Linked DNA regions of Homo sapiens: region 1 is linked to region 2. Evidence: chromatin contacts called from ENCODE Hi-C data. All regions are on one chromosome and are shown on one strand. Each heading gives the region's core, a stretch centred on a gene start or an enhancer-like site at or near the end of the contact. The rest is flanking DNA. Distances are from core to core; before and after follow the strand shown.

Region 1 (3,807 bases), core at 388-2,887, 600 kb before region 2:
AAAATTCCCAAGCTGAACGAAATCCTTCTATTTGTGCAGCAGTCATAGACACAGCCTAGCGAGTCCACAGCTGACTGCTCCAGCAGATAACGGCTCTCCCTTCCAGGAAGTATCCCAGCTCAGAGACTCACCCAGTGTAGAAAAGGAAGTCATTCCAGGGATACAGAAAGAGCAGCAGAGGCTCCGAGATAGATAGAAGGTGTCTGGGGGGAAAGAGAGAGACTAGGATGATTGGAAAGGAGGATTCTTCTCCCTGATCCATTCCTCGAGCTGTGAAGACAGACTGGGAGACAGTACTCAAGGCAGGGCCTGAGGACAGTCACCCTAGTTGTGAGGTCATCTACCCTTGCATACTCAGTGTTCCACTGGCAATAGATTTCTGCCCACCCTTCAAAAATTAAGAAGAAGCAAAACTGGCACTGCTCCAATCCCACCATCCCATCGGTAGGAGAGGCCTTCTGGCTGGGTCCCTAAGGATGTCTCTGGGCTTGTACTGTTCCATTTCCACACTCTCTCAAAGTTCCTCTAGTGAGCCTAGCGGTCACCATCAGGCATGATGAGGATGTAGGACAACTTCAAAGGGTGCAGCTGGCAATCAGCCCACAGGGAGCAAGAGTAGACCTTCATTAGCCACATGTTCTGTCACCTGCACTGGCAACTTGACAGAGAATTGAAATCTTAGCATCATTATATGGCGCCTTTCTCTAAAGCACTTCCTCGAGCTTTCTACTACCCATACTCCAAAACTGGTCCACTTCCTATATTGTCAATCTGCTTGAGTTAGTGTCATCATTCACAAAGTCATGGAAAAAGTCACTTTCTAGTTATTTTTTCACTGTTTTGCTACTGTCCACAGTCACCCAGTCAAGAAATCCTGATCATTCTGCCTCTTAAATAATGTGTCTTCTCTCCTTCATGGTATCTAGTCAGGACTCATCTGGAGGACTACCAACCTCTGTCTTCTCTAGTTCCATCCTCAACGCTGATTCCAGATCATCTAAAATTCATGTCTGATCATGTAGTTGCCCTGCTCAAAAGCCATTGTCAGTTCCCCAGTGCCTGCAGAGCATAAGGCTGCATTGCGTTCAGGAATGGCATAGGGTACAAATAAATAAATGAGTGAATTAATAAAAACACACAGATAGAAAAGAGGAATTGAGAATAAGAGAGTTTTTTTTAAAAAAATTCCAGTCATTTGAGAGATCACCATTGTGATCCTGTAAGCCTTACCATGCCCTCGAGTTGAATTCTAATCAACACAAGGGAATAAAAATTATATTCATACATTTTATTCCACTATTTACTTAGAAAACTTCATGCCACCCCAGCCAGTTATCCGTCTCATTTCCCTTATAGGTTCAAAAGCACTTTGTACTGCTTCCCTAAGATTTGCACTAATGAGAAATGAGGTGCCACATGGTCAGTCTCATGCGGCATACCAGATTGTCCCCAGAGGTTCTTTCTGTAGTTAGCCGGGTGAACACGTTTAACACATTTTCTTTTAGCCAGAAGTGGGGAAATGTTTCCTCTCCGTATACATGACCTTGCCATGTACTCACCTTAGAAAAATATCTTTTTCTGAATGCACACAATGTTTGGCTTCTTATAAAACCGCAGCTCCTGCAATTTCATCCTTAATATCTGCAGCTTGAGGGTGGTAGGTCCTTGCCGTTGCACTTGACAGGAGCTGACAAGTAGACACTTGTGGAGTCCCTGATGCTGTGACTGGCCTGTTTCGGGGATGAGGCAAGGAGGAGCTCGTTTTGTATTTATGCACCCAGGCAACCTTTGTGTTTACTGTCTCTTTGGTCAGCTTCCAAACTAGCAGCACCGCACCCGTTAACACAGGCTCCACGGCCAGTTGCAGATGGGCTGGCCTGCCAGCTGTGAGGAATTGTTACTTTTAGCTTGAGCAATTGGTGGTTTCATGTGAGGAGCAGCTTTACAATCACACATCAGTTTCGCCTGACAAAAATCCTTAATGCTCACTGAGGTGGTGAAACCAAAAGGTGTGGCACGTACTACTGATCATACTGTCTGCTTTGATCTTGAGAGATGGCTGAATATTATTTACTCAATCCATTTAAATTTGTTGAGATCCTGTGTGTTTGTCATTGACCAACGCTTCAGGAACCCAAAGATAAGGTATGGTGAGCCACACAGGTGATAGATTTGTGAGCAGGTGAATGAAATACAGAGCTAGAAATCCTGATCATTCTACCTCTTAAATAATGTGTGCAGAAAGAAAGCCAGCAGGCAGGAACAAAGTGCTCGGGGGAGACAGAGGAGGTGGAGTACAATTGGGGAAGTTTTGTGGATGTTTGGTATTTGAGCTGTGTGTAAAAGGCAAGGAGGAACATTTTAGGAAGAGCCCGTGCCAGATACTGTTCTTGATGCTTGAGCCCGTGCCAGATACTGTTCTTGACTCATTGAATCCTCACAACATCCCTGTGAGAAGTAAACTATTATGACACCCATTTTACAGATGAGGAAGCAGAGGCTTGTGGCAGTTAAGTCACTTCCCTAAGGTTACATAGCTAGTAAGTGAAGAGGCTGGGTCTTGAGATATTTCCAGGTATGTCATAAACGCTCAGTAAATGCTGTGATGAAAATGATAATCATTGAATCCAGGGGCAGCAGCCTCTAAAGCCCATGCCCTCAACTACTGTGTCATCATGACTCCAACAGCATGTCAGAGAAACCTATGTGTGGGCCTTACCTGGGATCACTAGAGGCGTGAGTCCTTTTGCAGGGCACTCTTACAGTCCTGAGTTAAAATCGGGAGTCTTGTCTAAATCATGCAGCAGGCAGAGTTGGTCTTTGGCTCTCACTGGTCCCAGGAGTGACCCTGTCTCCCTCTTCTGCATTCCTTTTCTTTCAGGCTGCTTCTCCTGCTCTTTCCTCGCTTTTAAAAAAATCTATTTCTTAGTAAAAAATCAGACATTTTAAGTCAGAATCTTAGAACTTGAAATATGAAAAAAACATGGAAATCATTTAGTTCAGCTCCTTGATTTTGTAGATGCAAAAACTGTAGCTAAGTTGATCAAGATGCTTTTTCTTGCAAGTGACAGAACCCAATTTAAATTATCTCAAGTGAAAAAGGGAGATACATTAGCTTTGGGGGGTGAAAGCAGCATCCAGGATTCAGGAAAATGTCACTAGTTTATTTGCACTTTCTCTTTAATCTCAAATCTTTTATCTCTGCTTCAGAATATGATGGCCTCAATTGTTCCTGGTGTACTTGAAATTAATTTCTTTCTTTTGTTTTCTTTTTCTTTTTTTTTATGACACAGGGTCTTTCGCTGTCACCCAGGCTGGAGTGCAGTGGTGCGATCTTGGCTCACTGCAACCTCCGCCTCCCGGATTCCAGTGATTCTCCCACCTCAGCCTCCTGAGTAGCTGGAACTGCTGGTCTGCGCCACTACGCCTGGCTAATTTTTGTATTTTTAATAGAGATGAGGTTTCACCATGTTGGCCAGCCTGGTCTTGAATTCCTAATCTCAAGTGATCCACTTACTCCAGCCTCCCAAAGTGCTGGGATTACAGGTGTGAGCCACCTCGCCCGGCCCAATTTCTTTATATGGTTCCTGAAAGATAGGGCCATGGGAAACCCCAAGCTTACATCTGATGTTAGTTATTTCAGATGAAAGAGAAAACGTCTCGCTCCCTGTTGCTATATATCCCAGGGAAAGGCTCTGATTGGCCAAGCTTGGGTCACATGGCTCCATCTTGGACCAATCACTGTGGCTACAAGATGTGCTATGATAATCCACCAGACCTGGATCTCAGGCCATTTCAGTGTGGGAA
Region 2 (3,634 bases), core at 244-2,743:
CAATAATGTAAATGAATATTCTTACAGTGATAACATTCCTTTAATAGGTTATATTCAGTACAAATTGTCATTTTTTTTCTGCTTTTACTCAATCATCTTTAGTAAGCTAATGCTAATAGTGATCCTATTTTAAAGATTCTCATTTCAGTAAAATAATTACACTAGTAATTAAGGTGGCACTAAGACTAACAAGTATTCCTTAAAGTAAATGTAAATTTATGACTAGAAAATGAGACCTATATTGTAAGCTGTAAGAAATATAATTTTCATTGTAACAACATACCTTTAATGAAACATTTTTTCCAAATGTCACATCTCCTGAAACTGTGAGGTGATCCAATTCAAGCATATCTGGTATACTTTCAAATCTTCTTAGATAATCTTGAACCTTACAGAAAAGGAGAAACATAAAAATTTGTCTCAAATGGGTTCAAAGAAAGACAGGAAAAATATTAACAAGAAAGTTTAACTGAACTGTAGAAACCTTTTTTGGCAAAGCTCAGGTCCTCTGTGGGAAGCACCTACTTATTAAGCACTCATTATATGCTAAATGCCGTGCAGGAAAGACCAGGAGCTACAAACATTGTTTTTACACCAAGCAATTTACAAGATAGTTGAGCAGATCTAAGGGTTTTTTTTCTTTTTTTTTTTAAAGATAATCAACATGCCAAGAGCCAGATGAATAGTTCACACAATCTGAATTTAACTGAAAAAAAGAGATCATGCTTTGAAGCAGGCTAGACTGGAGCTGGACTTTAGTGGATAGGTCGGATTCTGAAAAATTAGAGCACATTTTAGGAAGAGCAACAGCACAAATTATTATGTTATCACCATCTTTGTCTTTTTATTTCCTTAGATTTACAAGCACTAGAGATTGTCCTATGTGACCCCGTTTCCTATTTTGCTGGGAAAATGGGAGCAATTAGAAAACTTCCACTTGTTTCCATCCACCACCACCACTACTTTGCCCCCATTGCCCATTACTCTGCCTTCCTAGTACTGGAATTGGACTGCTTCTATTCCTACTTAAAGCCAGCCTCTCCATTTGTTCATCAGATCCCTTCTTATGGCCTATCAAGTGTTGTTTCAGCAACTCTCCCTCTTCAGTCTTTTTTCCCTCCTGACTGCATTCCCATTAATGTATAAACATCCTCCCATTAAAAAAAAACAAAAACTCAAATCCTATATTCCTTTCTACCTATAGCCCCATTTCTCTGTTTCTCTTTAAGGCAAAACTCTTGAGTTTTCGATATTCATATCTCCAATTCCTCGTTTTTCATTCTCTTTTAAATCCATGCCTGTGAGGCTCCCAAACCTCCATACTGATAAATCTAATTCTCATCTTACTTGAATCAGCAGCAGCATTTGACACATGATCAATCCCACTTGAAATATTTTCTTCATTTGACTCTGAGGACACATGCATTCATAGTTTCTAATTCCCCATCTGCATTCTACACATCCACAGCAGGTGGCACCAAACCACACCTGCTGTGGACTAAAACAGACTTGGATGGCAGAGCAGGACCCCATAGGCCAACCACAAAGGCTCACAGTGTCACATTTCATTGATTAAATTTTTTGGATTTCACTTATCAGGCTAGGTTGGAGTTTTACAGCAGGTCCACAGATAGTGCTGTTTTGTTCAATGTTACTTTGTTATAACGCTGATGAGGGGAAAAAAAGGATTGCCAGCCAGGGCTACTGTCTGTGTGGAGTTTGCACGTTCTCCCCACATCTGTGTGGGTTTTCTCCAACTATTCTGGTTTCTTCCCACATCCCAAAGATGTGCATGTTAGGTGAACTGGTGTGTCTACATGGTCCCAGTATGAGTGTGGATATGTGTGAGTGTGCCCTGAGATGGGATGGCGGCCTGTGCAGGGTTGGCTCCTGCCTTGTGCCCTGAGCTGCCGGGATAAGCTCTGGTCACCAGTGAACCTGAACTGGAATAAGTGAGTCAAGAATTATCTTGTTTTTATTAATCAATGTATGTACAGCTCACATTTATTTCAGAGTTTAATATTAGAAGTGTTTTGTTTTTAAAATTTGGTGATATTTTTGTGACCAGAAATAAACTGTAGGAACTGAACTCTTGTTTATATCAATTAGCCTATGGCAAAATGTGTTACACATTGTTCTGCTTACTGTGGCAGTTTCCAAGAACATACTGATGACACTGAGGATGTACTGTACTTGCTATTCCACCTGTCTAGAACACTTTTTGCACTAGATACCGATTTGTCAGACTCAATCAACTCAATGAGGCTGCCTGTGGCCACTCAATGTAAAATTACACCATCAACACCACCCCGCCACCTCCCCAGGCATTCCCTATTCTCCACCCTTGCTTTGTTTCTCCATAGCATTTTCCACCACTTGGTATATCATACATTTACTTACTTATCATCCTTTCCCCACTAGAATGTCAATTCCGTGAAGACAAAGATTTAGTCTGTTTTGTTTACTGCTAAATCCCTAGAACCTAGAACACTGCCCAGTACATGATAGGCATTCAATAAGTATTTGTTAAGCCAGAATTAACCTTTTCCCACTGATGAAAGCAGTACTGGTCTTGGAAGAGACAGAAGATAAAATGCCCCAAAATTTAAAGATTATTTTCTACTCTCCATATGGCAATCATGTTTCAAATGTGAAGTAAAATATTTATCTTCTATGGTCAATTCCCTTTAAAAGGTATCAAAGACAGAGGAATACAACAGGTCAGTGGTAGAGACTGTAATTAGTCTCCAATTCACATGTATATCATATCTTTATAATTACACATTTAAGAAATATGAACTCACATATCTTTATAGTTACGTACCTTCGTAAAAGAACTGCCTAATTTAACCAAGGGCACTGTAGGAAATTCCCGCTTTTCACTCATTGTCAGAGATCCTGCATTAAGACTATAGAGGTTTGACATCACCAGCAAGAGATCTGATGTGGTTTTGACAGGCAGAAAACGGCTCCTTGGCACATTAATACCTAGAGAATTCTCAAAACTTTTGATGGCAGCCCCTACTGCAGTTTCTAATTGAATGACATTCAGGCCTCCATCCAAAGTCTGTAAGAAATTAGGGGTGGGGAATAGAAAACAGAGGTTTTAGGCACCTACAACTTAGTTCCATGTAGGTTAGTTAATATTTGGGAAGTGATTTCAGAGATCCATTGATGGAAAAAAAAAAATTTTTTTTTTTTTTTGAGAAGGAGTCTTGATCTGTCACCCAGGCTGGAGTGCAGTGGCGCAATCTCGGCTCACTGTAGCCTCTGCCCTCCTGGGTTCAAGCAATTCTTATGCCTCAGCTTCCCGAGTAGCTGGAATTATAGGCATGTGCCACCTACCCAGCTAGTTTTTTGTATTTTTAGTAGAGATGGGGTTTCACTATGTTGGCCAGGTTGGTCCTGGCCTCAAGTGATCTGCCGGCCTCGGCCTCCCAAAATGCTGGGATTACAGGTATAAGCCACTGAGCCTGGCCAGAAAAATAATTTTGAGAACTGACATTTATCAAGCACCTATCATATGCCAAACTCTTAAACATGTAATCTTTTTTCAGTCTTAAAACTCTTCTGTTCAGTAATATCATTTCATGATAAACCATAGGTTCAGAAAACTCATGCAAAGTACCGATGG

The links. A loop is a pair of places that touch in the nucleus more often than their neighbours do. Pooled maps may share reads with other maps.
Region 1: a map with no recorded cell type shows a loop between it and region 2 (7-fold over the local background). The contact joins the promoter of LINC01805 here to the enhancer-like site in region 2. A Hi-C loop is called at or near these places in 2 of 37 single-sample maps with no recorded cell type and 4 of 50 pooled maps.

The regions. Positions count from the first base shown.
Region 1 is chr2:64,484,183-64,487,989 of GRCh38, reverse strand. LINC01805 (long intergenic non-protein coding RNA 1805) reads right to left here and starts at 1,637. Exons shown (of 3, transcript NR_147011.1): 1 at 1,560-1,637. RefSeq lists an enhancer at 2,726-3,807.
Region 2 is chr2:63,886,835-63,890,468 of GRCh38, reverse strand. UGP2 (UDP-glucose pyrophosphorylase 2) reads right to left here. Exons shown (of 10, transcript NM_006759.4): 8 at 2,825-3,067; 9 at 284-388. Among named protein-coding and RNA genes, the nearest start is that of UGP2, 47 kb to the right of the region's middle. RefSeq lists a silencer at 1,360-1,654. Within about 2 kb of position 1,493, at least 3 of the 41 ENCODE cell types and tissues checked have a DNase peak (open chromatin) inside an H3K27ac peak, as active enhancers do.